Regions from separate parts of the Mus musculus genome. Here regions 1, 2, 3, 4, 6 and 7 are each linked to region 5. A link is a loop called in an ENCODE intact Hi-C map of the cell type or tissue named here. Cell type or tissue: heart. All regions are shown on one strand. Links, peaks and the distances in the headings refer to the core of each region. The heading gives the core; the rest is flanking DNA.

The links. Hi-C counts contacts between places; a loop is a spot of excess contacts. Peaks named below come from ENCODE experiments on the same cell type or tissue, not always from the same donor. Only the 100,000 strongest peaks of a DNase experiment are listed, where the experiment ranks them.
Region 1: a loop joins it to region 5, with 2.5 times the contacts of the local background. A loop is called at or near these places in 4 of 42 quality-filtered maps.
Region 2: it touches region 5 in a loop (2.7-fold over the local background); 8 of 42 quality-filtered maps call a loop at or near these places.
Region 3: a loop joins it to region 5, with 2.4 times the contacts of the local background. A loop is called at or near these places in 6 of 42 quality-filtered maps.
Region 4: a loop joins it to region 5, with 5 times the contacts of the local background. A loop is called at or near these places in 7 of 42 quality-filtered maps.
Region 6: it touches region 5 in a loop (4-fold over the local background); 13 of 42 quality-filtered maps call a loop at or near these places.
Region 7: a loop joins it to region 5, with 4 times the contacts of the local background. A loop is called at or near these places in 8 of 42 quality-filtered maps.

Annotation. Positions count from the first base shown.
Region 1 is chr10:95,086,621-95,091,083 of GRCm38, forward strand. No RefSeq gene overlaps it. Among named protein-coding and RNA genes, the nearest start is that of Gm29684, 57 kb to the right of the region's middle. In heart, for the core only: CTCF peaks have their summits at 1,700 and 3,590 (motif pointing right); no DNase peak of the experiment used is centred there; H3K27me3 peaks cover 378 bases.
Region 2 is chr10:95,394,160-95,398,159 of GRCm38, forward strand. It overlaps a transcript of Socs2 not described here. Among named protein-coding and RNA genes, the nearest start is that of Gm33230, 18 kb to the right of the region's middle. In heart, for the core only: a CTCF peak has its summit at 1,922; a DNase peak (open chromatin) is centred at 2,432; H3K4me3 peaks cover 693 bases; H3K27ac peaks cover 519 bases; H3K27me3 peaks cover 210 bases.
Region 3 is chr10:95,216,372-95,220,834 of GRCm38, forward strand. All of the region lies in intron 2 of Cradd (CASP2 and RIPK1 domain containing adaptor with death domain), which reads right to left. Among named protein-coding and RNA genes, the nearest start is that of Gm29684, 73 kb to the left of the region's middle. In heart, for the core only: a CTCF peak has its summit at 1,772 (motif pointing right); DNase peaks (open chromatin) are centred at 1,770 and 2,520; H3K27ac peaks cover 306 bases.
Region 4 is chr10:95,140,694-95,145,156 of GRCm38, forward strand. Gm29684 (predicted gene, 29684) reads right to left here. Exons shown (of 4, transcript NR_131146.1): 2 at 4,312-4,356. Among named protein-coding and RNA genes, the nearest start is that of Gm29684, 2.9 kb to the right of the region's middle. In heart, for the core only: no CTCF peak of the experiment used is centred there; DNase peaks (open chromatin) are centred at 568, 2,368 and 4,238; H3K27ac peaks cover 3,757 bases.
Region 5 is chr10:95,321,973-95,326,435 of GRCm38, forward strand. It overlaps Cradd (CASP2 and RIPK1 domain containing adaptor with death domain), which reads right to left and starts at 1,737. Exons shown (of 3, transcript NM_001330138.1): 1 at 1,497-1,737; 2 at 614-917. The coding sequence starts at 911. In heart, for the core only: a CTCF peak has its summit at 1,934; DNase peaks (open chromatin) are centred at 279, 1,659 and 2,039; H3K4me3 peaks cover 1,363 bases; H3K27ac peaks cover 2,298 bases.
Region 6 is chr10:94,990,021-94,994,483 of GRCm38, forward strand. No RefSeq gene overlaps it. Among named protein-coding and RNA genes, the nearest start is that of Gm40744, 31 kb to the left of the region's middle. In heart, for the core only: CTCF peaks have their summits at 1,628 (motif pointing right) and 2,305; DNase peaks (open chromatin) are centred at 971, 1,651 and 2,311; H3K4me3 peaks cover 1,586 bases; H3K27ac peaks cover 1,619 bases.
Region 7 is chr10:95,387,468-95,391,873 of GRCm38, forward strand. It overlaps a transcript of Socs2 not described here. Among named protein-coding and RNA genes, the nearest start is that of Gm33230, 24 kb to the right of the region's middle. In heart, for the core only: a CTCF peak has its summit at 2,539 (motif pointing right); DNase peaks (open chromatin) are centred at 1,474 and 1,914; H3K27ac peaks cover 776 bases.

The sequences.
Region 1 (4,463 bases), core at 161-4,160, 240 kb before region 5:
CTGGGGGTGTCGACCAATGAGGTGACTTTGGTCAAAACTCCCTTTCTGAGCTCCAGTTTCTTCAAACAAGAGGATTTAAAATTCCTTCCTGGTTCTATACTTCTGTGACAAAACATTAATTTAAGGTAGTTCACCTTTTTTTTTTTTTTTTAAGGAAGCTATCCAAGACTTTCTTCTTGCAAGACTCTGCTGCCACTCACCGATGTGCCCACACTGCCCTCCTCTATTGATTGAGCTCCCACTTCTCTTTTCTTCCCATTATCTGGGTAATCTTTCTTTCTTCCTGTTCCTCTTGAGTAAGTGCCACCCATCCTCCGAGGTTCTTTTGAAGGCTAATGTATTTGCTGTTTATATGCTGACTAATGGATGAGACTGAAGTGTGTGTGGCAGGAAGCGAGTCCCTTGCTCTCAAACCTGCCTTTCTGCTTAGTAAGTATTGGTTAATTGCTGGCACAGTTGAGAGGCTCAATCTGTAGTGGCAGATCTGAGCAGCATCACAGTTGGTAACGGTGCTAGGAGATCAGCAGACAGCTACGTTTTTCCCCTTCCCAGTCACATAGAAAAGATTGGCCTTGACAGACCTCTATCCGGGCAAGTATATTAGGGCATAATGTGGCACTCCAGAATAGTGGAAAAGACTCAGTTCTGTTTAAACATATTTTATCTCATCACCATTCAGTCTGCAAATACTCACTGTGCAATGACCCTGTACCAGGCGCTCTGCTAAGTACTTTACATAAGTCACCTTGCTTGACGTTCATCATAAATCCCATTAGGTTGTTAATATTAGGTTCCTACTGACGCGTGGGGACACAGATACGCAGGGGAGTTAAATAACTTGCCTAGGGTCACTAGAAAACAACAACAAAGCCAAGAAGAGTCCATCCCAGGCTGCCTGATTGCTAGAAGCTGAGTGCTGACCCAGGCTTCCAGCCATGCCTTCAATAAGTACAGGCTCCTCCTTCCATCCTAGAAACCAGGAGAGACTATTTAGAAGACAGGTTATTGGGATTCACAGAAGCCCTACAGACAAACACAAGCTGTCATGGAGCACACAGCAGGCCATGGGAAGGCTCCCGGGATGTCACATGCATGTGGTATTTCCTACAACAAGCTGAGGAAGGCCAATGATGCAGGGCTCTCCATACCAAGGTCATGAAAGAACCCACAAAGTGAACGGCCGTGGGAAGGGCGTGACTGTGTATTATAAAGACAGATAGGGAGTCGGCAGAGGAGGGAGACTGGGGTGTCTCACTGGGGTTCCAGAACAATGGTACTGACTGTATGCCAGGGTGGCAGGGTTCTACGAAGAGAAGAATGATGTAGTAATCCGACGTATGCATCAGGGAGCTAACTCAGTTTGTAGTTTGAAGTTAAATGAAGTGGGTGGGGTAGGGTGCATATGCCTCTAAACCAGCACAGAGAAGGCAGGGTACACTCAGAGCCAGCCTGGACTTCATAAAAAGATTCCGCCAAGAAAGAAAGGGGGGAATGTGTAGCAGGCTCCTCCCTTTCCAGCAGAACCCAGGGCTTGTTCAGCATTCTCTTCTCACAACCATGGCTGTTAATAAGAATCTTCCGAGATGTTCTGGAGAGGTTTTCTCCCTCCTGCGTGAAGCCTGACAGGACAGATGGCTGTCCTGTCTCTGACTACGCCGAGTACAGCACTCAGAAGGGATCAGGTGGACTAGCTGGAGGATGAAGCTGCCACTTGGGGGAGTTTGAGGCTAAGAGATGCAGAGGGCTCAGTGTAACCATGGCTGACAGACGCGCTTCGGCCCTGAAGCAGCAGATCCTTGGAAGGAAACTGCTCGTTGGTTTGCTGACTTGCTATTTTCTTTTAGGATTGTTGCTTCTGGCAAACCTAGGCAGAAGGCTCGCTGCCACCACACCAAAGCTGGTTTCTGGCTTTTGTCTGGAGACATCTCCTCTCAGTCCTGCCACTCTCATCCTCCCTGTGTGGGACACACACGAGCTTTCAACATGCCCACAAACCCCTCGGTTTCCAATTGAGTTCAACACCAGTAAGCTTCGGATTGGGTGGGGGCAGACTAGTGAATTTAGAGTGCTGAGTTCCTGTTACCTGGGAACCTGCCTATGGTTACCGTATAACTCTAATTTTTTCAAAGTCTATTTTTAATGATGGTTATTAAATGCTTTAACCTCCCTTTCAACCCACCAACCCACCATAGGCAGTGGAAAAGAAAGGATACAAAGGCAGTGGACCTGTTTAGAGGGGTTCTTTGGAGCAACTCCCATCTGTGTCGTCTGGAAATTGACAGTTCTGTTCACAGGTTAGCTACAGCAGCCTGATCCACTCACAGGCACTTTAACTGAGACACCAGCAGACCAGTTCAGTAAAGTTAGAGTTAGCAAACAGGAATCAGCAGCGGTGGCATGACCTAGCAGAGACAGCCAGGCCTCAGCCTTGGCACAAGTCAGTAGGAGGGATGGCAGAAGTTCTTGGCTGTGCCTCTCTCAGCAAAGTGAAGATCAGTGAAGACAGTGGAGACACAAGACCAACAAGCATTGCACAGCTAGCTCTATAAGCAAGCCTAGCTCAGCCTCCATCACTGTCCATTGAGTCCTTTTTATACTCCCTGCAAATATGTGTCCTCCACAGGTCTCGCCTCAGCACATGTGTCTGTCTCAGCTGACACCACTCTGCCAATCAGCCCAAGTCCTTGGAATTGGCAAGAAACTGCAGCACACCACCCAAAGTTTTTCGGCATGTTTCTCTCTATGGAGTCTTGACAAATGCAGCTCAACTACACAAAGGAAGGTGGACCAATACATGCTTTGCTAGTGAGGAATCCTTCATCATATGTCCTTTCACCTTCTTGCTTTAGCAGAACGTTCTTTTTCATGTGTCCACTTCAGCTAAACATTCCTTCACATGTTTGCCCCAGCAAAACACCATCCAACCGACTTTCCGAAGAACTCTTACGTTTCCACTTCACTACAATCCTTATGGAAACTCTCTAACTCCTATAAAGCAATCCATTCCCCAAGCCTCTAGATTCCAGAAAATGCTCCCTGCTGTTGCTCCTTGTCTAACGTGGGGAAACCCTGCATCCCACTCCTTCACTGATCATGCCTGGGTAACTATCAGCTCTCTGGTTTTCTAGAACCCCACCTTGAGTCTACTTCTCTGTTGTGTTGGGATTTCAGCAGGGCTTGTTCATGGTGCTCATCTGGGGCATTTGAAAAACAGATGCCAGGGCAAACTTTAATAAGTAAGCACAGTCAAACCGCAACCCCAAGAAGCCAATCGGGGAGAAACACCAGACAGGAGCATTATAGACTACTGTACAATCCAGCAGAGGTTTGCCAAGACTGATGGGAAGTCTCAGGCCAAAGGCAGACATCAGAGGAGTCCTCTGTCTCCTAGGATAGGCTGTCTCATTCTTACTGGGCTCGATCCCTGCTTAGGACAGAGTATGGCCTCTATGGAAATCTAGTGTTGGGCTCCAGAGCACATACTTCTCTCCTGTGAGAGGCAGCCGATGAGGTATGATTTTTTTTCAGGGACCCCCCCACATTCATTCCATCAACACTTAAGAAAAAAAAAATTATGTGAGTACACTGTCGCTTTCTTCAGACCCACCAGAAGAGGGCGTCAGATTTCATTACAGATGGCTATGAGCCACCATGTGGTTACTAGGAACTGAACTCGGGACCTCTGGAAGAGCAGTCAGTGATCTCAGCCGATGAGCCATCTCGCCAGTCGGTCGACACTTTTGGTATTATCTCCAACCTTGAATGTTTTCACCTTGCTATAATGATTTTCCCCAACAAGGTTGTATTCAGGTTCAAAATGTGACAAAGCACGATGCTGTACACTTTCCATCCCAGCATTTGGGAGTCAGAGGGAGGTAGATCTCAACGAATTAACGGCCAGTCTGGACTATAAAGTGAGATTCCGGCCCATGGGTGCTGCATAGCGAGGCCCTGTCTAAAAAGAAAGAGAGAACAGAAGGAAAATTCTTAACAGACAGACAGACAGACAGATGACTGCAAAAGAGCTAGCTCCTGTACTTGAGAATGCGCCTGAGAGAAAAGTTCAGTATGCCTTCTCAGTCAGATAGCTATGTCAGCATACCCTGCTACAAAAATATTGGCTGGCTGACTTAGCTAACGATGCAGTCTTGGTGTTATTTATTATCTTACAAATTTATAACCCCAGTGTTCTGATGATTAGACAAAGTCAAAACCTGACCTTGTCAGCATGCCAGCAATTTATCTATCTTCAAGTCAGGCTCCTGTTAATCACATTCAAGAGGCTGGTGGGGATATCAGCTTGCCCGCTGCATGCAGAAAGCACCTTCAGAAGGACATGAGCATTTGAAGGCCTGCGGATCAGTACATTGTTCCCCAGAGGAAGCTAAGATCTAACTGAAGATTTCTGAATGTGATGTTAGATGAAATAGACCTAGACTACCTGGAAGGTTCTATCAGCGCAG
Region 2 (4,000 bases), core at 1-4,000, 72 kb after region 5:
AAAGTACTTGCCGTGCAGTCATGAGGCCCTGAGCTCTCAATCAATGCCCCCCCCCCCCCCCGGAATGCAGGGGAAAGCCACGCATAAGGATTCACTCCTTGGGTTCACTGACCAGCCAGCCTGGCAAATCAGAGAGCCCCTGACCCTAGAGGTAACCTGTCTCAAATACCAAGGGACAGTACCTGAGGAGCAGTGACCAGTGGTTGACTTGCTGGCCCCTGCATGCATGCATGCTTACATATACCCTCTTACAGAGAAAACCCCAGAGCTCAAGAAATAAGTTACCGGATAGGAGGAAAAGGAAGAAGGGGGGTGGGTAGGGGGAAGAAAGGGTGTGGGGGGAGAGGAAAAGCAAGGAGAAAGTAGATGCTATTTGATTAAGTCCAAAATAGCAGAAAGAAAGACTAGAGGCTGTGGTTTGGTTTGGTTTGGGAGCTTTGGTTTCTCTCTCTCTCTCTCTCTCTCTCTCTCTCTCTCTCTCTCTCTCTCTCTCTCTCTCTCTCCCTCCTCTGTCTCTGTCTCTCTCTTCTCTCTGTCTCTGTCTCTCTGCCTCTCTCTCTCCTCTGTCTCTCTCTGTCTCTGTCTCTGTCTGTCTCTGTCTCTGTCTGTCTCTCTGCCTCTCTCTCTTTCTTTCTTTTAGGCATTTCTGGTCAGGAACCAAACTAATTTCAAAGGAGTGAAAGCAGGCTTAATCTAGGAGAAGAGGAGGAGGATCAAGCTCTACTTTCAGTTGGCAGAAAAACATTCCAAGCGGAGAGGCGCGCACAGGCAGGAAACGTGAGCCTCGCTCAGCTCCTGCCTTTCAAGGTGCATTGGAGTCGTCGGTAAGGAGCCCACTTCAGAGCTGGCCTCTGGACCACAAAGAATGGTGGAAAGAATCGAGCTTCCCTCTCAAGTTTTAGGGACGTGTCTTCAGAAACACTCCATCAGGTTTCTAAACGGGATGAGGGGCAGGAAATGCAAGCCGTGTTTTGAAAAGCAGCTCATACAGTTTGTTGAACTATGTGAAGTATCCCCGAAGTTGACCATTGGCTCAGAATCGGTAAAATAAATGACTACTGGCAAAAAGAAAGGGCTGAGCGTAGTTTGTTTTTAAGAGTGAGATTCTCAAGGCAAAGTTTCCCCTCACCACCGTGCTTACGGGCGATTCCTACCACAGAGAGGACTTGTTTCATTTTTGACAAGACCTTAAGAACCCCAGTAAATCCAAGGGTAATACCGTCACATATTTTTCAAAAGTAATAAAGCCCAGGCAATGAAAGAAGTCGCAATAAATCTTAACTTTCAGAACTGCTGACAAGACTTGGGACCCCGTGCTTCTGACTGGATTATTCAATTTGACATTTGAAGAAAATGTAGTCAAACCTGCCTCAAGGACCGCTTACATAACCACAGGACTTTTTTTTTTTTTTAACTCTTATTTAAAACGCAAAGATCAATGGTATGCAAGTTCAAGCCCTCCCCTTAACTACCAGCGTTCTAGTGCTCAAAACTGATTCATGACATCTTTTTCTAGCAACCCAGTGACTGTGGATTCACATTCTAAAGTGCTGAAACAACAGAGTTCTCAAGCAAACCAACTGCCTTCATGATAGAGTGCCAAAGGAAAACGATTGTATCTAAAGAAACACGAGTTGGAACACTTCTTAGGGAGAGGAAAAATCCTAGTAAGAACCCTTGTCATAGGGGGGTGGGGGACACGGGGGTGTCCCCACTCACTCAGAGGAGAAGGGGAAAGGATTGTGGGAGGGGGTGACAAGAAGGGGGGCAGTAAGTGGGAGTAAAGTGAATAAGTAAAAAAAAGAAAAAGAAAAAGAAAAAAAGAACCCTGGTCAGTTGCTAGTAAAGGACTTTGGAAAAGAATAGCTTCTAAAGCAGGTGTTTCTCAACCTGTGGTGGTGACCCCTTGCGGGGTGGGACGAAAGTGACCCTTTCATAGGGTCCCATACCACATATCCTGCATACCAGTTATTTATATTGTGATTCATAACAGTAGCAAAATTGCAGCTATAAAGTAGCAACAAAAATAATTTTATGGTTGGGGGGGAGTCACCACAATATGAGGAACTGTATTAAAGGGTCTCAGCATTAGGAAGGGTGAGAACCCCTGGACTAAAGTCTTTATGGATGTTAAGAAAGAAAAAAGAAAAAAATTAAAAGAGGTGGTAGACGTTGTAACAATTAAAACATCTTTGTTTCACTTTTCGACTTTTAAACAGAATCTTGAAAGGAGCTGTAAAAATGAAAGCCCCGCAGGCTGGGTGTGCAGGCTCTGGGCAAAGCAGGAAAGGGAGATTCGGAGTTAAAGCCAAGTGTCCAGTCTAAGTGTCCTTCCTAGCTTGACATCATCTGCCCCACCCTTGCAACCCAAGTTACATTTGGTATTATTAACTTGAATGCATTGTCACTGTAATTCACGTTGATGGAAAAGGCAGATAAAGGCATGAAAATATTAAAGGCGTTGGCGCTTAGAAGCCTCATTTCCCACTAATTGCAGAAACAATTTCTGTCTGAATTTCTAAGCAAGTAAGTCCCCAGGTGCTTCCTGACCGTTGAGAGGACCATTCTATTTCAGGACATCATTTCGCCTCCCTCACTCTTCCAATGTGCCCCTCCTGTATTACTGGACACTGGTTTGAAATCAGAGGCTTTTATTAGCAGGTTCCTCAGCCCTGTTGATTTGTCTCCTCTATCTGAAAGCACAATTTTGGACCTAGAATGGGAAGTTTCTTTTTGTTTTAACTGGTTTGGTTTGAGTTTTGCTGTTTGTTTTTCTTTGTTTTCCTCTTGGATGCCACCCAGACACCCCCCCCCCCATCCCAATGTGACTGTCTTTGAGTTTTGAGAGTGAGGGAGTTTGCTTTTAAAATAGCCATTTTTTTCAGTCAAGTGGTTATTTGAGGAATTATGACAACTGTCAACACTCTACACAACCCCCACCCTCAAGGTTGACTATAATCTAAAAGGCTATGGGGGAGGGGGCAGTGCTACTAGGATTGCCGATAATGCAATTTAATAGCAGCTTGAATCCCAAGTTCTAAAACTTGACTCATCCATTGGAACCTGGTTTCATCTGTAATGTTTCTACCTAGAAAACTCAAGTGAGGAGCTAAATGGACCGTTTGGTGCAGGTGGAACGCTTTGAGCCACTAAACTCACAAGCAAGCCAAATATCCCTTTGGGGGCAAGATCTAGATATAGTGTATAGCCACCCTCAGGCAAAGCTAATCCCCTTGCTGGATCACCTTTCAGTGGCAGGAAATTAATTTTGTGGTTCCTAGAACCGGGCTCCCATCTGGTGTCGGGAGGCTGGTACAAAGAAAGGCAGGGGGAGGAGAAACTTTTGCTATGGTTGTGTTTAGTCAGTGTTTCTGAAGTGAATTAATTGGTGACAACACTCTTACACATGAAACAAACCCCTTCCCAATCCCACCCTAGAGTTTCTCAAAGCAGCTAGTTTTCCAGAGCCACATGCCACAGCCGTTGATGTCCCTGGAGACTGGGATGAGTTTGTCACGGCTGGCTTCTTGCTAGTTTCTAAAGGCCCTGGCAGAGAATTGCACACTCCAGAGACCTCTGTTTGGGACTTGAAATTTAACTTTAAAGACACTTAATTAGCAACTTAACACAAGCTGATTTGCTCTCGGTAACAAATGTGTCATTTAAATATTAACTGTTTTCAAGAAAGCCTGGTAAAGGCTGGAGATGTGAAAGATAATAACTTATTTATGTCTGAAATATTGCTAGGACTACCCGCCTTTGAAAACCTTCTAACATGTCCCATGTGAGTACCCCGTCACCAAAAAAGTTCCAGGGGCAGGGATTTACTCCGTGTGTTTGTGCCCATAAACACACAGAACATTCATAAGCCCAGAGGCTTTAATACACTGTTGTTTGTGAGGGCAGAGACAACCTAACCGTCCACTGATGGGGACCAAGCCTGTCAACAAGTGTGTTCATGGGCTGGAATATGTAAAGAGCTGGGATCTGAGTAAGGACA
Region 3 (4,463 bases), core at 185-4,184, 110 kb before region 5:
GAATTCTGTATTTTATCTTGAGTGACACCAGGCTACCCCCCTTGAGTCTTTCACTGTGACACCAGGCTACCCCTCCGGCAGTCCGTTCTTCAAATAGGAACTATTCTCTAAGCTTTTCCAGGGAAGCATAGAGTGAGAAATGTTTTGAAAAACTGTGCCAACTTACATGTGGTTAGCAGCATCTTAGGATTCTCATGAGTATTTCTAATCTAAAATTAAACTTCTTATCAGAATCTCAAACTATTACAAATTAACGCAGAGAAACAAAGATAAGTGAAGAAATTCAACCAGTCTGAGTGAAAGTCTCATTTGTTTCTGAAGTTAGCCTTGAGACAGAAAAAACTACCAGCATTACTTTCCTCTCTCTTTCTATTTTGAAATAACATAATATTAATTTTTATTATTAATATAAAATAACAATAGAATTACAAGAAAATACTATAGTCTAATAAATGTATTCATTGAATATCACCTCACATACTTATAGTTTTGTGGTGTTAACATTTGAAGTCTGTTCTCTGAAGTTTTAAAATAAATGTTGCATTGTTAACTATTAAACACCATGCTGTGTCCTCTTGTCTCTCAGAAACTTTGTATCGTTGGACCAGTATCTTCCCAGCATAGCCCTCTTCCTGGCCCCCAGTATCCACCATTCTACTCTGGCTTCTATGATCTCTATTTCACATATTAGCGGAATCATGAGACAGTCATCTTTCTGTGCCTGGCTTACATCTCTTAACAATGTGTGTATGTGCATCCTTTATCCATTCATCTGACAGTCTCTAAAGTCAGTTTCATCTCTTGGCTATTCAGAATGACACTGTGAATGCAGACATCTGCTCAACCCACCTATTTCATTTCCCAATAGTGGGGCCACATTGTTTTAGTTTTCGGAGGATTTCCATATTAGTTTCCATAACGACGAAAATCTATTCATATAACATTGTATTTTATAAGTCCTCTCCAAAAAGTTCCTATGGTAGCTGGGATCCCCATGTTTGAATAAAGACAGAGATGGGGGAGGAGGAGGAGGAGGAGGAGGAGGAGGAGGAAGTGGCGGAAGAGGAAAGCTATGATCAGTTATTTGTAGGACTAGTGAGGGTGTGTGCATGAATGTACATAGAATGTATTCAATGCTTTTTATTTGAGGAGCTGCTGATAATAATTACTGTTAATTGACCTCTTTCCATTCAGGATATCATTCTTATCATAAGAAATTCACTTCTAGCCAAAATTTGGAACCTAAGAGCCAATATGGTCAGGGTAAAGTTAAAGATAGTGACTAAGCCTGACAAACCACATTGCTTTTTCAAACTTCAAGTACTTTGATTTTTTTCTGGCACAAGTATCTCTTGACTAAAAGACAGTTGGTGAACTAAACCACAGATTTCATTTTTCTGAATAACTAGAAAAAGAATGGGTGAAGCCCTCACTATTTCCAAAGAAGCAGAGACTCGAAGTCAGGATATGGTAGCATGAAATTCCAGATGAGCCAAAGTGAACCCCCACACAGTATTTAGGCCACGCCTGGCGGAGCTGTACTTCGAGCTGACCTCTTTGCTTCTGGGAGATGAGGAGGAGACAGGAGTGCCATTGGTTCCTGGGAGGGATCCTGCGCACTGTCTAACCAGAGGAGCTCTACAGGAGCCGCAGTCGTAAAGTGTTCCTCAAATGGGCTACAACTCTGTGGCCTTGGGTCAGCTTCCACAACATCCTTCGCTCGGGCAGCATCCATCTCCAGCTGCTTATGACTCTTCAAAGAAAACTCCAGTAGAGGGCAGAGCCACAGAGCGGTGGGGGAGACAGGAAGCGGCGCAGGCTCAGGCTCAGGGTGTTCCTTCCAAACAGTTCCGACTACTTTTATTTACTGTAAGATCTCTACTTAGAAAGCCCCACACGGGATTTGTGAAAGAGATAACAATAACAACAACAACGACGACGACAACGACAATATAATAACTTGGACTATCTTGGCTTTGTCTTTCTACAGTATTATTTTCTATAAACATCTCTCCTACAAAATTCCTTCCTGTCTAGAATGCTGAAGATACAGAGTTTTAGCCAAGTTCACCGAGGCATCTGACATAATGTGGGCAATCCAATGCTGTTTTCCAGCTGGGAGCTAGCAAGGACACGAGGTAATCCACGGAGCTCCTCTGACCAGCTCAGGCTGGCCTCTCAGTCTCCCTCCTCCCTCCCACCGACCTCCATCCTTATCCCTAGGAACTGGTGGTATACTTTAAAGTTTAAAACCTTTTTTTTTTAAAGTAAAATGTGTACTTGATATTTTAATTTTGGCTGTGTGCCTTAGTCATTTTCTATAATTTCCCAAGCCAATCAGTTCTTTCTGTCTCAAATTACCAACAAGTAACCGGCCTCACCCATTTTCCAATTCTTTCTGACTAGCGTAGGGCCTGCTGTATCGAGGCTGCGCACACTCAGTGAGTCTGGGGAAAGCAGTGCTGGCCTTGGCCTGAGCAGGCACCTCGCACTTTCTAGCTGACTCTAGTGACAAGCCAGCGACTCTGAAAACAAATGACCACGCCAGGCATTGCTCAGCTTCGGCTTGGAGGGAACACGCAGCTTCCTGGAAAAGTACTGAGGCACTTCTGGGAAGAAAGGACACTCTCTGTTGACACAGGGATTGGACAACAGGGGCTGGGTAGAAAAATAAAAAGGAATGGCCACCGTGGTCTCTGACATACAAGGAAGCCACAGAAGGAAGGAGTGGAGAGCCGTGGCCTCCGCTGTGAAGGGAGGCTGCAGGAAAGCGAGTCTTCAGTCTCATGGGGTCAATGACAAGGCCCAGTTCCCATGGTTCTCAGTGTCCTCACATGTCCTGCCTCCTCTGACTCCACACACGATGCTGAGAGTAAAACAATGTCCTTATTTTCTCAGGTTGCCGTCAGTGTGACGAGACACAGTGAGGAGGAAAGGCCCGTTTCACCTTTCGGTTCTCAGGATACTTTCATCACTGAGGGAAGCCAGGGCAGGGACTCTAGGTAGGAACCTAGAGGCAGGAACTGAAGCAGAGGTCAGAAAGGAATCCGGCTTACTGGCTTGCCCAGGACCACCTGCCCAGGGGTGTCACCACCCATAGTCACCTGGGCCCTCCCACATCAACCATTAATCAAGAAAATGACCCACGGACTTTCCCACAGGTTAATCTGATAGAGGCATTTTCTCTTTCTTTCTTTCTTTCTTTCTTTCTTTCTTTCTTCTTCTTCTTTTTTTTTTTTTTTTTTTTTTGGGTTTCTCGAGACAGGGTTTCTCGAGACAGGGTTTCTCTGTATAGCCCTGGCTGTCCTGGAACTCACTTTGTAGACCAGGCTGGCCTTAAACTCAGAAATCCTCCTGCCTTTGCCTCCCGAGTGCTGGGATTAAAGGTGTGCGCCACCATGCGCGGCTGGAGGCATTTTCTTAATCTGGGTTTCCCTTCCCAGATAACTCTGGCTTGCAATGAGTGACCAATATAAATCAAAACAAAACAACAACAACAACAACAAGTCCACCGTGGACGGTGAGAACTCTGGTTTCAGACAAGTCATGTGACTGCAGTGAGCAACTTGAGCCCAGAAAGCCTTATCTCTTTGAGATCTAGCCCGCCAGTCAAGGAACCAATAAGCTGAGGAAAATAGAGATCACATAGTGGGCCATTTATAGCTAGGGGCGACTCACATTCAGGACCTGCTGGAGTGGACACAGTTTTTATTTTCAATTTGATGTTAAAGAAAATGAAAATCAGATAACAGAGTCATCTTAGTTACTTGCAGGACTAGCAGAGCACATCCCACTTATACTTGTGAGATGTAGCCTCATTACTCCTAACAACGCTAAGCTTAACAAATACACATTTTAAAACTCCTTCTCATGGAGAAAGCACCCAGAATAATTTGCCAATTGAAAATAACTTTCAAAGGTGTCTGGGCATGTATATTTTCAATAGAGGACTCATCTTTCTTTTTTTTTTTTTTTCTTTTAAAGATTTATTTATTTTATGTATGCGAGTATACTGTTGATCTCTTCAGACACACCGAAACAGGGCATCGGATCCCTCCCATTACAGATGATTGTGAGCCACCATGTGGTTGCTGGGAATTGAACTCAGGACCTCTGGAAGAACAGTCAGTGTTCTTAACCACTGAGCCATCTCTCCAGCCCGAGGTCTCATCTTTCTAAAAATAGAAGCAGAGTAGTGTACTATGCTCCTTCCAGTGTTTCTGCATGTGACTGAAGAATATGTGAGGACAAATATGGTAGGCTGGATGGTAAGTGCACTGTCATACACTGTATTTACATGATTGTTATGGTTGTGCTCAATCTAGATCTGAACAAAGGAAGCCTTTGTATTGAACAAAAAGGGGGAAGGTTGTGGGTTGCACTGTTGCTGTTTGTATTATGATGTTAATTCTGCTTCCTCGGGAGGGGCTGCCCTCGAGGAGATCAGGTGATCTCACGTGAAC
Region 4 (4,463 bases), core at 310-4,309, 180 kb before region 5:
ATTCTTCCATAAGAGTCCCCAAGCTCTGTCCACTGTTTGGCTGTGGGTATCTGTATAAAATAGTCATAAGATGAAGATGGAGGGAGTGAACTAGGAGGGAGGGATATAGGGAGGGGAATGGGGGATTCAGGATCAGGTGTGGGGAAAGACAGGAGAGATGGCCATGAAAATGAATGGAAATCTGCAACTGACCAGAGTGAGGAGGTGCAGGGCATCTCTAGGACAAGACAGAGACCTGGGATGAGGGATATGCCCAAGAAGCAGTGTAGGGTGACTTTAGCTGTGACTCACAACATTGGTGATATGGAACCGGAAAAGGCCACCTTCTGTAGCCAGACAGGAACCCCTTTGGAGAGATAGGGACATCAACCCACCCACAAAATTTTCAACCTAAAATGAATCCTGTTTACATGTAATACAGGCATGGGGAATGGAGGAGAGACTGAGGGAATGCCCAACCAATAACCAGCCCTACTTGAGACCTGTCCCAGGGGCAAGCACTAACTCCTAAGCCTATTAAGGATACTCTGTTATGCTTGCAGACAGGAGCAAGATGTCCTTTGAGAAGCTCCACCCAGCAGATGACTCAGACAAATATCTGGGAACTCTTAAATGGGGCCACCGTAGAAACGACTCCAGTGATTTAAGAATAGGCAGGCTTTAGTAGAGAAATACAGATCAGGGCTAAGAAGGGAACTGCCACTCAAAGTCCCTTTCCTTATGGGTAAAACAGAGACCAGCTCAGACAGAGAGAGGCTCTGCTTATGAGTCTCCGTGTGGTAGGGGAACTCACTTTTTATTGGGTTCGGGGGTGCCATTCAGGCCTGGTCTGATTTGTAGGACTCCATTTCAGGAGGTCAGTATCTTGAACAACCCAATCTGTGGTAATATGGATATAAATGGTGCAGTTGCAGCTTGGAGACTCATGTCTCTCTGGCAGCCACTGTGAGTTTTGCCAGACAAGTACATCAGAAGATGCAGGAGCAGGGGCTAGCCAACCCATGAGCACATCCCAGGGAGATGGCACCCTGTGCAGACATCATTTCCCAGATCCTTCATATCCTCCACAGAGACTCTCCTCCCCATCTCTCTCTCCTCAGTGCTCTATTTCTCTCACTCTGCCTGTCTCTGCTTCTTTCCAGTCTCTCTCTCTTTTTCCCTCTCTCTCAATACCCTTCTCCTTCCTCCTTGATTGCCTGAAATGTTTTTCTATTAACTTTTTTTCTTTATGTTTCCCATCATAACTTAATAAGTAGCCCACTCTTCCTCCCCAAATGGATGGCCAGATTTAACAAAACAAACAATGCCCAGTTCATCTGAGTTTGGACTAAATGGCAAATATTTGGGACATGCGTCAAAAAGCAATTTCTTGTTTATCTAAAACAAGTCTAATTTCAGTATCTGGCACTGTGATCCCCAGCTCATGGTGGCTCTGTGTAGGCATCAAATGTTTTCTTGTAGCCCTTCAAGATAAAATGCTCTATGATAAACTTTATAATTCTCTCACAATTCAAAAGATAGGATTGAAAAAAAAATAGGATTGAACAATATTTCCTGAATGTTCCAGAGAGTTTGGGGTCTCTTGTTCATGCAGGACACCCATGCCTGGGTCTGTAGGAGCTCTTTGAGTCCAACCACACCACATGTGCCCTTCCTGAACCAAAGGTCAAGGGAGGTTCCAGGTTAGCCAAATGCCAACAGACACATCAGGCCTCCCTGAAAGAAAAGGTTGATTTGCATATAGTAGGAGTGAGTCAATTAAATTGTAAGCTTTTTCTTTCATTTTTGCTATATATTTGATATATTCTCAGAATGACTGGAAGATGGGGGCTTTAAAGAAAGAACCCCCTTTCTGGAGCTCCTTTGGGTGTCCTTAGGGGTGAAATTTATAAGAGAAGGTGTGTAGGTGTTCACTGCCAGGCGATGTGAATTCTCACTGCTGACAAGAGCTTGTCATCTAACCTGTCACCTTCCTGCCTGTTGATATTTTTATGCGTGTGAAGGGCACCAAGCTGTCTGAAGGAAGCTGGACCTGGAGCCTCTGCAGGCCATCTCAACGTCCCTTTCCACCCTGAGTGACTCCAGCAACTGATGGAAGTTCCACAAGCAGCCCAAAAGAACAGATGCCCCATTCTCAAGGTCCTAAGGAAGGCTGCCTCCAGGAGCTGCCATTTCTGGTCCAGGCCAGGCTTTCTGCTCTGCCGGCTGGAGGACAGCCATCCTTATTGAGTGTATTTCCAAGAAAGCAGTTGACAGGCTCCTGGTGCTATTCCTGGAAATGTTCAATAGGCCATCCTCTGGCAGGGCCTGCTGCTGACGGATGGGTCTGAAGGGGTACCTCGTGCTCAGCCATCTATGTCGGGTCTATTTCCAGGTGCCTCTGAGCACTCCCATCTCCATATACCACGGGCTGTCAGCTGACTGGGGCTGTAGGCCTCTGCATAACTGCTTCCTCCCTGGCAGGACAGTTGCCAGGTGGCTTGCTGCTAAATGGAGACAGGCGCCCTGTGACTATAAATTATAAAACACCAGGTCCAGACGATGTGCTTGCTGTGTGTCCCCATAGTCAACTCCACGGGGGACCCTTGACCACAGCCAGAGGGCATTTCCTACAGCAGCTTTGACTCTCTCACAGCAGCCGTTGGAGAGAGGCCAAGCCTGCTGCAAGGCAGCCTGATTCTTAGCAATCCTCAAAGCTGAGAGTTTCCACTCGATTTCCTGGCATGGTGTGGACCGAGGTTTCTCAGGGTCAGCACTACATGCATTTTCAACAATCCATTTGTGTGTTGGGGGTCATATGTAAGCATCCCTAGTCTACTTCTACTAACATGCTGGCAGCATGTTCCTACTGGCAGAAAAACACAAAGAAAAAAAGACTAACCTGAACTACCTGGAAGGTGCAGGCTGAAGAGCAGGTCTCTGATGACAGGGCTGAGAGGATACTGGGGACTGTGCTTCAAGCACTGTCCTTCACTGCATAAGCTATGCTCCTTCTGACAATCCATGTTTGCTTTTGGAGACAGGACACAGACAGACAGACAGACAGACAGACAGACACACACACACACACACACACACACACCAGATGTTGCAGAATGTCCTCTTAGAAGGCAAAATTGCCCTTCATTGAAAAATCACTATCTAGAGTCAAGGAGCAGGGCCCCTGGGTGATGCCAGAGAGGGGGCTGCACTTCGGAGGGATGTTTAGTCTACAGACAAAGAAAGGAAAGCAGCTGAGGCTTCTGCAGAGCTTAAATTGAAGCGTGGGGCTCCCCTGAAAGAAAAAGCCAGGCTGGCTATTTATAAAGCTCCCTGACTCTTAAGTGAAAACAAAGATATACTTTAGACAGCTTTCTCCCCCTCTTCTCTGCTTTTATTGTGACTTTGAACAAGAATAATGGCTCTCTGTCCACCTGAAGAAAGAGAACAAAATCCCCACCCCCACCCCCGTCTTTCTTCAAAAAGGCTTTGGGAGGCTTTTGGTTGCTTTAGTAGTTGTTTTGGTCATCTTGTCATAACCACTTGCACCCACACTCCCCATCCCCATCCCGCCCTCCCCATACACGCCCCCCCAACCACCCCCCCCCACCATCATCTTAGGAATTATCTTTTCCTGACCAAAGTAGTGAGAGAGGACAGTAGGGGTGGGACCGTAGATAGAATCTCCTTGATTTTTCTTCACAAAATTCATAGGCTTTTCTTTATACTTAGAAACTGGCTGGGAAATACCCCTTGCCTATATAGGAAGCCACTGTTGCTTTAAAAAATGACCTTGCTGTTATATAATTCACAGCTGGCTTCTCCACTCCAGCTTTCAAGGAACTGTAAAGAAATCTTTAAAGATCTGGTTCTACTGGGCAGAAATCACAAAGGAAAAAAGGGAGTAACCTGAACTCCGCAGAGCGTACAGGATGAAGAAAACAAGGCTGCGTGGGTCCTGGGGACAGCTTCAAGCCCTCTCCTTCACAGCACAGCCTGTGCCTAGGAGGACGCAAGGCCACATTTGCTTTTGGAAACAGGGCACTGTGATTAATCAAAGAAAACAAAACCAGCTTCATTTCCCATAACAGGTCCACGGAGGGCTTTTCTAAGAAAAACCTTGATCAAAATGTTCCTTCTGTTTCCCTAAAGGCTGATGAGGGGGGATCCATGGAAGTTAGGTCCTGAAGAGTCCCCTTCCCAGAAAAGAGCTTCGTTATGCTAATTCACTCAAAGCAGTAGGGCAAGAGCCAGTCTACTGTAGCATCATTGACCCCTCTGGCAAAAAAGCAAGCAAGGGTGTCTTGTCCCTGTACCCACTTGGGTACTCACCTGTTCTCTCTGGGCCATTCTGATCAGTCAGGCTTCCTGGAAGACCTGGGGGAACAGAACAGTGAGCACAAGAGTCAGAGAAGGCAGGCAGCTGGGAGCACTGTGGCCAGCTTGCACAGGCTGGCCTCTCAGTAGTTTCTTGCTGTAGGGCC
Region 5 (4,463 bases), core at 255-4,254:
CCCTCGCACCCCCAAATTACTGCCCTTGCAAAATAAAATTCCCCAGGTGTCTGCACAGAGCTGAATTTTAAAGGGCCACTTTACACCAACAGCCTTTAAAAACAAACTAAAGGCAGGCTTCAAAATAATCCCCTTGGCCTTGGAGGCTGGCTGTGGGGACAGGTGCAGGACATGCCTTCCTAGAGGCTGTCTCCCATGATCTGACCTCCTCCAGCTGGCAGCTTGGCACCCCACAAATCAGTTATCAGTAGGCCAAAGCCTGCATTCCCATCTGCGCTTTCCAAACGGTTCCTGTTGCCAAAGGGCTCAGATTGACCTGGCTCTCCGATGAGAACAAGCCTCCCATGTGACTTGCCAAGTTCCCCTGGAAGCATGTCTAAATTGTACTCTCAGTTCCCTCCTTAACCCCTCAGCCTCAGGGTTCATGTTCCCTTCCTTCCTCGAGTTTCCTAACACCGCCTCCTCGTCTTGACCCTCCGACGCCATGCCCTCTGCATCCAAACCGTTGCCCATGCTCGTGGCCCTGGTCCCTCCTAAAAGACCAAATTCCAATCCACTGGGCATGGTTGCAACACTTCCAGAGCTGTTTTGAGGGGATCTCTTTGGGGCCTACCTGTAGGCAGCTCGGCTGTGACTTCCTCTCTCGCCTTCTCCAGCTTCTCTCTTACCCAGGGAAATTCCTGGAGGGAATCGAGGAAGGTGTCAAAAGCTTTGGGGCCCCTGGAAGGCAGGATGTCCAGCAACAGCATTGTCTTCCGGAGGCCTGTGGTTTGAGCTTTGATTTCTTGAATGTGGTTTTCTGTCAAAATTCCTTCCTGGTAAAGGTACTGAAGAACCAGTCCTTCCACCAGTACCTCGGCACCCAGCTCCAGACGCAGGGAGCGGAGTACCTGCTTGTCTCTGGCTTCCATTTCTTCCTGGAAAGAGCCAAAATGAGCACCTAGGTTTCAGGAATGCTGATGGACACCCCCCCCCCCAAAGTCAGTGTATTGCTGCAAACTCATTAATGAGCACCTCAAAAATCAGTCAGGTCTTTATATCTTAAGAGGCTGCTGAGCCACGGTGTTTCCTAAGCGGCTGTTAAGCCAAACCACGGATATTTCAAACACTTCCCGGCATAATGAACGACACTCATTATGGATGTTTCTACCTCTGCTTCTCACGATAATGGGGCCCTATTTCAATTCCTTGTGCAGTAAGAGAGCCAACAGAAAACAGATCTGATCCCTTACTTAAAATGCAATCCCTAAGGATTACAGATTTATTAATCTATTTATATTATTATATAAAATTAAATGCTAGAAAATAGTGGATTTCAATATTGCTTTGCCAGAGTTAGTCCAGCACCCACGCTTTAGAAACTGCTAAAAAGCACCAGGGACATTTATTTATAGACCCTGACCAGCAATAGAAGACAGTCCGGAGGAAAGAAGTTTATAGAGCATTCAAAGAAAGGACAAGCACCCTCAAGAAAATGAGTGTTTGTGTGCCTTTACCGATAAGCCTCACAAGAATTCGGAATGTGGGTCGCAGTAGGGCCGTGAGCACGCATGCATGGGACACTGAATGAGCTCAGGTCGCTAGTGTGCTGCGGGGTGGCTTGCGGTGGCAATGAAGGCAAGGGGAGCAAGGGTGGCGGGCGGGGCTTCTGCCACCCTCAGCCCACACAAGCGGGACGTCGGATCCCAGCCTTGCTCGCGATCTTCCGCCAAATCGGGAGGTGGCAGGTGAGGAGGGCGTGGGTGACCGTTTTGTTTTGTTTTGTTTTGGCAGCGTGTTTCCATTTGGAACTTGTAAAAAGTTCCCTGTCTCGGCAGCTGAAAGCCGTGGTTGTGGCACAGTTAGAGCTACCGACGATTTTCACGGTAAATGAAGCCGCAGACTGTCCTCTCGGAGGAAACCGACCCCCGGCACCGCCACCCGAACCCCGGTCCAGCCCCCGGGAGAGCCGCGCAGGGGCGATGTCGCCACGGCGCGGGGACAGCGAGAGAAGATGGAGTCATCTTACTTACGTCTGCGACCACGTACCGTTTAAAAAAAAAAAAAAAAAGAATAACTAAAACTACAACCGGAATCCAGACTGCTAGGGAACCTGTACCATAAAGACCATCTTTGTTGAGGGCAAAAGTCCTAGACAGGAAGTATTGCGACCATCTTTGTTAAAGGCAAGAGCAGGAAGTGCTGTAGCCATCTTTGTTGAGGGCGCAAGACGTCAGGTTGAAGTTTGTTCCGCCATGTTTGCTGTGGGAAAAGAGGCACACTCTCCTACATTAAAAAAGAGAGAGAGTGGTTTAAAAACTCTAAGGCAGTAGTTCTCAATCTTCCTAATGCTTTGACCTTGTAATATGGTGTCCCCCAACCATAAAATTATTTTTGTTGCTACTTCATAACTAATTTTGCTATGTTATAAATCCTAGTGTAAACATCTGTGTTTTCTGATAAGTCTTACACTGCCACTGTGAAAGGGTTGTTACAGAGCCACAGGTTGAGAACAGGTGATCTACGTTATCTAAGTGAAAGAGTAAATGAATTGTTGAATCTTAACAGAAAAAACTCCATGAGAGCCTGACTATAATAAGCTAGTCAAAAGTTAATCTAGCAGTTAAGCCCTGAGTTCAACTCCCAGTAATATACACCTACATGCACAAATTACTTCATAAAATAAAACAATTAATAAACTCATTAATTAGTTGGGTGACATGTAACAAAAAGGATGTGTGTGCTAAAAAAATTTTTTGACAATAGAAAAAGAATATTTCTACCAGTACCTCCAGTTGAAAATAAAATATCTATAAACATATCAGTAGACACTTATAAATCTCCTTCCTCAACACCTTTCAACTGTATGTGCAAACTTACAATGCTAATATACTCCAGGGTTTCTATGCAGGCACTAGCTGTCTTACTGACAGTGTTTTTATGTAAGTGGTAGGAATTCTTTTTAGCATTTCAAATCATTGCAGTCTAGAGAAGCAGGAAAGTCAATTGTATCATCCAAAATCTCACAGCCAATACAGAGTAAAACCTAAATTCTAACCAAGTCCCTCTGATCTCCTGCTCTTTCCAGTACACCACACAACCATGTATGATTGACTCTATTCTTCTAATGGCAGTCAAAATATTGCTAGTGAATCACCCAACTGTCACCTCCTTGCACAAGCTTGAGCTACACAGAGGGTCCTTCATTATCTTTAGCTCTAGAATCATTGGTCTTTAAAAAAAGGAAAACAATAAAAGGTGAATAACTGTCAACAACAGCTTCGGTGATCATCCAAATGAGTATAGAGATAAATCTCTTGTGCACTGTATAAAAACATTGACCTGTCAATAAAAAGCTGATTGGCCAATGAGCTTAGGCATGAAGTTAAAAGGTGGGACATCCAGCAGAGAGAGAGAGAGAGAGAGAGAGAGAGAGAGAATATGTTGGGACAGAGACAGGTGAGAGAATGACCCCAGAATGCTGATGGAGACCAAAGCAAAAACCTGAGGACCAGGTAACCAGTCATATGGCAGGATTTAGAATAGAATAATGGGGTAATTAATTTATGAGCTAATGTTTCTTGTGAGTCAAGGAACAGGCAAAGTTAATGAACTAGGTATTTGTAAATAGGTTTGAATCTCAGAATTTTTATTTCAGTAGCAGGGGCCAGGAGAAAAAACAAAAACATACTGAAATACACAACTATAGGAAGAGGAGAGTTAAACCTTTAGCTCAGAGGAGGGAATCTTCCTACTTTGCCGGATACTTGATCACACTATGAACCCCAAGATTTTCTTATTTATTGAAAAAAAAAATCTGTTTCTAGTTGTGGTGTGGCTCAGCCCTTAGCACACAGCTTCAGTCCCTCTTGCTGGAATACAAACAGGTCCTTAATCCCAAACAGTGGAGGTAAAGTTACTTTGTAAAAATGAAGCACCCATGTTTGAAAGTGATATCTAGTTGAGTGGCAAAGTGACGAATCAGAGAAAGACTGGACAGAATTGGATATGCCCAACTCTCACAAGAGGAGAGAGGAAAGGAAGCCGTGAAGAAGGAAAGAGGACAATTTTACCCGGACAGTTTGCAGAGAGAGGACAAGCTAGACACAGGTAAATACAGAATGAGCCAGAGAAGGAGGAGACAGAAGATTAAAACAGATTTGCTGTGGATAGCCCTGGGGCTAATTATATTTGATGTTCACTCTGTTCTCCTGTGAGGGGTTGTGAACAAGGAATGAGTCAGCACTCAGGTGATTTCCTGTAAACCTGCTTCCCACCTTAAAGTGTAAAATAAAGGAGAGCTGATGATTGGGCAGATAAAAGGGAAGGTAGAGTGAAAGGAGCAGAAAAAGAAAGAGAAAAATGGAAGAGGGAGAGGACACAGGGGAGAAGGATAAGGAAGAAAAGCAGAGCAGAAGCACATGGCCTGGGGAAATCACAAGTTCTAAGGGGTCTCATAGATGTGGAAGATGGTAAAGTAGCAG
Region 6 (4,463 bases), core at 311-4,310, 330 kb before region 5:
CAACACCACTCATTATCCCCATCCCCACCCACCTCTCAGAATGATCCCAGCACATTCTCTGGTGACCTGTTCACCCCTTTAGACGGTGCGGTGCTCCCTCAAAGCCTGTCATGTGCACACCCTGCCCTTACTGCCTTTTCTGTATTCTACCAGCTGCTTACTGATGTATAACTACTGCAATGGTGCAGTTACACCCTCTCGTTCTGGAAGCTCTTTGTGAGTTCAGGTCCTTGGGCCTTACTTATAGAGTCTGATTTAGTAAGAACAAAGGTAGGGTCAGGGATATATAGTCTTAGATGCCCCCTATCCCAGTAAACAAAACAAAACAAAACAAAACAAAAAACCAACCCATGACCAAGGCCTCTCAGCCCAGTGCTTTGTCTGTGGATTAAGAGCTACAACTAGAGTTGCCTAACATCTTCTGACCACTTGATAGTTCCTGAGCTGTATCGAGCCCTGTCTATGCAGGCACACCACTAACTCTAGGTTTAAACCACTGACGACTCCATTTTACGCTGTGAACACAGGGGTACAGGGAGCCATCAGTCTGTCCAAGGACACTGTGCCTCCCATCCAAAGCCTGTTCTCAATGCTACGTTTTCCTTTGTCGTCTGCCTGCATGGTCCTGCTGGCCAGATGGCTTTTGTTCTCCAAGTGGCCAACCCCCTCCATTTTTCTGTGGCTTCTGAACACATTGCATAGCTATCAGCTTAAATCCCCTCCAATTGGTTAATCATAGTTTTATAGACCAGCACAGACAGCCTGAGTCCTCTCTCTGTGGTGTTGCAAAGCTAAACTCAGGCGTCAGCTGGGACTTGGTTTTTCGCAAAGCAAGCTTTGGCTTCTCTCCCAGCGCCCTGGCCACTGTCAGAACTCACTTTCTCACAGTTTGGCTCTCAGCTCTCTCCCGGCTAGCCAAATTCCTAATGAACAACCAATCAGAGAAAACTCCACAAGAGTCCTTTTGAGTCTCCAATCTCTTCTGCCAGGAACATTCCAGTCCCTTTAAAGTGTTCAGCTGATTGGGCGAGGCCTGCCTTGGACAAGCTTTAGATTTTTAAGATTGGCAGACCCGGGGATCTTAACCACACCCACAGATTCTCTTCCCAGCAGCCCTCAAGTTCATTGTTTGAACAACGGAGTGGAAGGATGTGTACATTGTGGGCTGTCAATCCACTTTTATTCTGTCACGCTACTTGACCTCCAGGACCCAGCTCAAGTGGTGACTGCTCTCCTCCATCCACAAATCACACACACACACTCCATTTTTCCAGTGGACTATGGTGTTTTTTAAATAAAACACTCCCCCAAACCCGGGTCCATTTTCTGCACCAACCTAGGCTGTTTCTAGAGAGCAGGAGCCTAGACTGGGACATCTGTGTTCCCAGTACCTAGGAGAGCGTCTAGCTTAACACATTCGCTGCTAGAACGATGTGCCAGTTGAGCAAGCTCTCCAGATAAGAGCGTTTCTTTCGGAATCACGTAGGACAATGCTTGCGGGGAAGTGCTAGAAACCTTCAGCGAGGCTGTCTTTGATTCCCCAGGTCTTTGAAGGCAAAGATGAGCTCCAGTTTACTTAAAGCTCCTCTGAGCAGAAGCCTCGGCAACGGTGAGGCGGGTGGACCACTAGGTGTCACTCAAGATTCAATAAAGAGACGCAGGTCCTTAGAAAGCCATTTCTACCTTCCCTGGGGGAGGAAAGTGCTTAGGTGGTCCCCAGCCATTGTTTCTGTTGGTTCACGATCCCTCATTAGCCGCTGTTCTCTCTCTGCGGACGGACGCATTCTGGGTCTAAAATAGGACACCAGGCAGGCACCACGAGAGTTGGAACCTCCCGACTGTCGAATACAGCCTCGCAGTTTTATAGACAGGCAACTGACGTGTGTGTGTGTGTGTGTGTGTGTGTGTGTGTGTGTGTGTGTGTGTGTGGCTTTAGGGTGTGTCTGAGTTCCCTCCTACTCAAAAGTGTCTGAGATCTTTCTCAGGACCAAGACCCCTAGCTCCGGAGCTCTAGAGCCCAAGATGAGGAAGGTAATAGGGAACAAAAAAAGTAATAATCGGCCGTCTTTTTCTTAGAAACGAAGGCCTCAGGAGTGGGGGGACACTGTCTCCTTGGGATCAAGGACTGCAATTAGCCACCGGGCTGAAGGGAAGGGGCTAAGAGAGGGCTTGTGAGGAACAGCTCCTTGGCTTGATCTCTGGTTGAGGTTTTTTTTGTTTTTTGTTTTAAATGGCCCTCTAGAAGTGAAATCTAGGCATAGGGCTCACCAACTGCCAGGTTGTATTTTTCTTCACCCTCGGCAGAGGGCGCCCTTCCCCCGTCTCAGCTCCCTGCTGGGCCAAGGCCTGAGGCCAGCCCGAATCTTTACCCAGCCGTCTTGTGAAGCACCAGGGGCCAGCTGGCTCATTACACTGAGATAATTCCGGACACACTTATGTTTGACCTTGGACGCGGTCTTGAGATGTTCTACCCCTTTGGCCCCTGTGGTTCTAGGGCACATTGCTATCTTAAGTGAATATTGATTTGCCTTTCTTGGTGCTCCTGGGAAATGAGAGGTTACCCCACTGAGAAACCAGTTAAAGAAAGCTTGTTCGGAATGGAGAGTCCTGCCGGGCTTCATACACACACACACACACACACACACACACACACACACAGAGAGAGAGAGAGAGAGAGAGAGAGAGAGAGAGAGAGAGAGAGAGAGAGAGAGAGAGAGAGAAAATCTAATCTATCAATGCAATACATTCTTTTAAAATCTGGGAGCCTCCGGCCCCTCCCCCATTTGATTTGCTCGTTCTTCTTTGCATGAAAAAAAGTCATTCATTCATTCATTTAGTTTTACAACATGTGTTTTTATTAGGCACATTCTGGATGCCAGGGACCTGGCTTGGGAAAGCGGGCTGGCTTGCTGGTTTGGGTGAAGTAACTTGTGGGAAAGGAGATAACTGAAGAGATATTTGTAGGGATAAGAGTGAGCTATGCCTGAGATGACAGCCAGAGAGGAGAGGCAGAATGGGGTGGGGGTGGGGATGACAACAAGCCTTACCTGAACCTCAGCCAGGACTCTTTTCTGCCTCCCCTCCCTCTTGGGTTGCAAACTTAACAAAGGAAGTTGCGAGTTTTTGCTCTCCGCATAGCCCTTCTCTAGGTGAAGCCAGAGGCAGAGTGTGGCTAGACTCTGTTTCCAGCTTTGCACCACACTCCTGGGCTGAGCACCAGCCATTTTGCATGTTGAATTCACATCACTCATTGCCTGTGAGGCTTAACACGCTCTAAAAACAAGATGCCCATCTGGGTGCTGCAGCTGTTTCTCAGTGCTTGCCGAGCAGGTATCAGGATGCAGGTACCAAGGATGCAGGAAGGACCTTAGAGACCAAGGAGGAAGGCTGCTGGCTGAGAGGTGTTACAAAGGGATGATTCTGGGTCTGGGCCTTTAAGAACAGGTGAAATTAAGAATTAGTGTGTTCTGGGGAGACATGAAGAAATGTCTATTGACCCAGATAGGACATCCACGGCAGACCAAAGGAACAATTCTACTGTGGTGAGCCAGTGAATTTATTAGGGCTACTTGGTGACACAAAGGCTTGTGGCACTGCTGAAAAAGCTTATCCCCAAACTGCTAACCACATAATCCCCAGAGCTTTCTGCACAACTCTCCGGTGTGTGTGACCCAGGTTGGCTGGGCTCCAGTCCCATCTCCCCTCCCCCGGCCTCCTACCTCCAGTAAGTGTCACTGCTCGGGTTGGAAAGATGGCTTAGCGCTTAAGAGCACTGACTGTTCTTTTGAAGGTCCTGAGTTCAAATCCCAGCAACCACATGGTGGCTCACAACCATCCGTAATGAGATCTGACTCCCTCTTATGGAGTGTCTGAAGACAGCTACAGTGTACTTACATATAATAAATAAATAAATCTTTTTTAAAAAAAGTGTCACTCCTTATATGGTGTTGGGAAGGGAGGGCCCCTCTTGTGAATTTCCATAGCTTCTTGAAACTCAGAAGTTTTGTTTATTTCCTTAACAAGCCTCTGTTCGAGTTGGGGTGGAGGTGGGCATATGCTTCAGTTCCAAGGAAATATCTACTCAGCAATCAGGACTGGGTCCTGGATAGTTAGAAAGAAAAAAAAAAAGATTAAGACAAGTCCAGTATGCTTGTTAGCCTCACTAAGACAGAGAAGTTTGCCTCCACCATCCATGTTATCTGTAGTCCCAGAGCAGGCAGGTGGGCTCTCTGTGGCCCTGCCTGTGTCATTCTCAGAACAATGAAGGCAGAAGAAGGCAGAGGCTCAGGTCATCACCTCTACCTGCAACTGCAGGCAGAGCTCTGAATAAGGGGTTCAGACCACTGCTCCTCCTGTGCGCTCCTATAGCGGGCAGCGTCTTTCCTGTTGCCTTCGTGGTCTGCCCTGCCGGCCTTGGCCGCCTGCTCTCTGCTCATTTCACGATGGCGGCAGTCTCGTTCCCC
Region 7 (4,406 bases), core at 407-4,406, 66 kb after region 5:
ACACTCCTGACTCAGCTTCCCAAGTAACTGGCATCACAGCCCCGTGCCAGCACACCCAGCTGAGACTGCTTTTAATTATAGTCACTATAGCTAATTTTGATATGTGATCATTTGAGAACTTTCAAGCATATAAATATTAGATTGGACAACGCCTTTTGCTGTTGTTCTAGAGGATAAAAATGCAGATCACTGGCATATTGAATTTTTAAAGAGGCATGCCTTCTTTCATATATACCTACACCCTATCCATGCAAGGACAGTATTATCACATTCCCATCTGTCCTGGAACAACAGTGACCGAAATCCAATTTTAGTTGTTTTTTTTTTTTTTTTTTTTTTAAGAATCTTCCAGTTCAGAAGAACAGGAAGAAAAGGAAGTGTTTGGAAATTGAGCCTTGAACAGGTAAGGTTTCCTGAGCTGTTTGAGCCAAGCCCGGGTGCAGGCATTCAGTGAGGCATTCTTCTTCCACCATGCCACAAAGTAACTGAAGCTTTTGCAGCCAACGGAACCTCATCAGGAAACAGTACCACACTCCAGCGGAGAGATGCCAAACTGAAACTATGTGTGTTACATTCACAGGGATGCTGGGTGCTCGCTGTGCTTTTGCTTGGCAAACCAAACCAACATTTGTTCTCCATATTCCATCGACGTGAGATCAGTAGATCCTGGCGAGAAATTTCCCAGATGTAGTTTCTCCTATGACAGCCGTCAATCATCTCAGCAAGCATGGGATCCCAAGCTTGGTTTTAACTTGGGTTAAAGCAATCGGCGAGGGGCAGGCAGCCTCTCTTCTGGTGGAGCTTGCCCAGAGTCTGATGGGTTTGATTGCATGTCCTAAGACTGTTCCATGCAGTTCCTGGGAGCCCTTTAAATTGCCAAGCAATTGCCACAGATGATGCTATGTTGGAAAAAATGTCTTGAGTCTCTCTGTAAAAAAGAACGCAATGAAATGAGCTTAATGAACAGAAATTTGATGCCTCCTCTTCTTCTTCTCCTACTCTTCTTTTCTTTTCCTTCTTCTTTCCTTTCCACTTTCTCTTTCTTTACAAATGGGTTTCTTTTTTAAAAAAAAAAAAAAATATATATATATATAACTGTTTTTTACTTTATGTGCACTGGTGTTTTGCCTACGTGAGGGTGTATGTCTATGTGAGGGTGTCAGATCCCCTGGAACTGGATTTACAGACAGGTGTGGGCTGTCATGTGAGCGTTGGGAATTAAGCCTGGTCCTCTGGAAGAGCAGCCAGTGCTCTTGACTGCGGAACCGTCTTTCCAGCCCCTCCAATGGCTTTTTTAATAAAGCAAATAAGACGCTAAGAAGGATAAGTGATTTCCTGATTATGTAACTCGAATCTAATGTAGCAACTAAATTCCTTTCAGGAAACTGGACCGAGTCCCATGTAATAACAACATCCCGTTACCAGTGTCAAGATGGAATGTGGCGAGGTGGGAAGGAAATATGTTCGAAATCGAGAGCTGTGATGTCCGGCTGGTGACTCACAGAGCACCCTGGGCTCTGCTTGTGAAAGGCTGACTTGGGGCGGGTCACCTAACATTTCCGAGCCTTGGTTTTCCTAAATGGAAACAGAAACGACAACAGTGAGTATGCTGGAAGATCAAACAACGACCCCCGAGAAAATGTCAGCATCGCCCGGCATGGCTGCCACAGGATAGCGTCTTAAAGCTGAAGTCTGCTGACATTCAAATGTCTGGGTTTCGAGCTATTTTTGTTAGCAATGACGTCCTAAAAATAGGACACACTGTTTATTTGCATAGCTTGGGAGAAGAGCTATGACTCGGGTCTTCGACCAAGTAGATTCAGTGGTGGAGAACCAAAGAGCCTGGCGAGAGCCTCTTGGTTCAGACCACATCCTGGACCTCACTCCAACGAAGTTTGAACACCCGTGGAAACACAAGCCCCTCCAATGCGACCAGCCAGGCCCTTGAGAGACTCCCTTCAGGAGGAGCTAGTGTTAGACGTTTCCTGTTTCAATGAGAGGACTGGCTGACACCCTGGCTATGAGTAGTATGGGCCTCCAGATTTCATGGGCTCCTCTCCTCACTGTCACCGCTGCTCACACCTTGTTAGGGAAGCCTGTTCCTAGTTTCCAGATTAAAGATCTGGTGGGGGCCTACGCTGTCCTGGGAACTGAGCATCTATCAGAGATGTCCATTCCCTGAAATAATCCCTCCACGATCTCTTACAGGCCTATCATCTATCCTGAGACTCTAGTTAGGAATAGATTCATGGGCATGACCAGTAGACAATCAGAAGCGCCCATAGTTACTCAAAATATAGAGTAACTTCCCAAATTTGATTTTTCATTTTCATGTTTTCTTCATGTCAATAACATATATCTCACATGATTTTACATATTAACAAATGGTGTGTGTGTGCAAGCGCATGCACACACACACATGCATAGATGTGCTAGCAGTATTCTTATCATTCTTTCTTTTTTTTTAAAGATTTTTTTATAATTTATTTATTTATTACATGTAAGTACACTGTAGCTGTCTTCAGACACACCAGAGGAGGGCGCCAGATCTCATTACAGATGGTTGTGAGCCACCATGTGGTTGCTGGGATTTGAACTCAGGATCTTCGGAAGAGCAGAGCAGTCAGTGCTCTTAACCGCTGAGCCATCTCTCCAGCCCCCTTATTATTCTTTCTTATTGTATCCCTAGATTTATAAGTTGTCCTGTGTCTCAGTCCACAGTCACACACTCACGTGACTAGAAAGCCACATGCTAATTAGGTCATCAGCAATGTGAGGTTCCTAATTTTTCAAAGATTTAAATTTTTATTACATATTTAAAATTTTCGTTGTCAACTTTTAAATTTTCCATGACAATTAATAGAAGAAGGAATGAGAGTTAGTAATAATAATAATAATAATAATAATAAAGTTAATGCGGGGGCCCAGAGCGAGTGGGGCCAGAGCAAAAGGGAGAAGGGAAGGGGGAAAAAAAGTTAATGAATAAAGATACTTTATAATGTACCAAGAATGGGTATCCATGTTTATTTTTTTTAACCCTGCATATATACAAAACAGTAAATGGAAGCTCAGATTCAAAAGTTTGCGGGGAACTTACAATAAAACTGTTCATCGTGTTTCTTTAAATCCAGACTCCTCGTGTGAACTCTTAGAACCATTTAAGAGTTCAGCAAGGTACCTAGATAAAAATTAATATCGCCAAATTAACAGTGACATTATTATGTATTATCATGTACATACAGATAACTAAGGGCATAACTTTTAAAAAGTGTCCATTAATAATAGCAGTAAAACTGTGGGGAATTCGCAGACAGGCATAACAAAGGGTGACTGAGATGGAGTCAAGTTAGATCGACCCACAACACAGAGAGGTAAATGACAAGACACAACATGGGCAATACTTTCCAGTAAATACAACCGCATTGAAACTACAGTTAACATCTACAGTTTCCCCTGTGGTATCTGGCAAGTTAGTTCTTACGTTCATACTAAAGAATCAAGAACCAGAAATCACTAAGATAACAGAAAGGCACCTGGCCACACTAGACCAAAAGGCTTATCCTAAAGCCATGGCATTGGCTAACCCAGCACAGGGCACCGTCAAGGGCATGACAAACACATGCCCGTGGAAAAAGCCAGCAGGGAAAACACACGGCTGTTCAGTGAATCATACTAGGTCAGGCGCTTCTCCATCTGGAAAGAAAGAGAAAAGGAAATCCATATTCTACATATTCACAGAATGATTGTAGGACCTCACGGTAAGGAAAAAATGATATCGCTAAATCAGGCCCGAGTGGGAATTGACATGGAAGCCACCACTGTAAAGCATGAAGACAGTGTAAATTAAGAAAATATCTAATAATTTTTTTTTTTTTTAAAAAGCATGACAGTGGTTGGGTCAGGTTTAGGGGCACAGTGCTGAAAACGGGCAGGGCCAGCAAGTGCAACTTCTACTAACCCATAAAAGCGTTATTATGCTGAATATATAAAGTCTCCCAAATCAATTAAAAAAAAATGCCAAGAGAATGAGCACAAGCTAAGAGCAATGAATTCTCAGAAAATACAATCTAGCCACGCCTTTAATTCCAGCACTTGGGAGGAAGAGGCAGGTGGATCCAGACTAGCCTGGTCTACAGAGTGGTTTCCAGGACAGCCAGGACTATAACAGAGAAACCTTGTCTAGAGAGAGGAGTAGGGGGGGAAGGAAGGAGGGAGGGAGGGAGGGAGGGAGGAAGGGAGGAAGGAAGGAAGGAAGATCTAGAGGACAAAAGATACATAGCACGATATGCAAATTTTAGATGTGTTGGGTTTTTTTGTTTGTTTGTTTAATTTTCATTTCATTTCTTTGACAGAGTCTTACTACATAGCCCAGGCTGGCCTGAAACTTACTATGTAGACCAGACAGG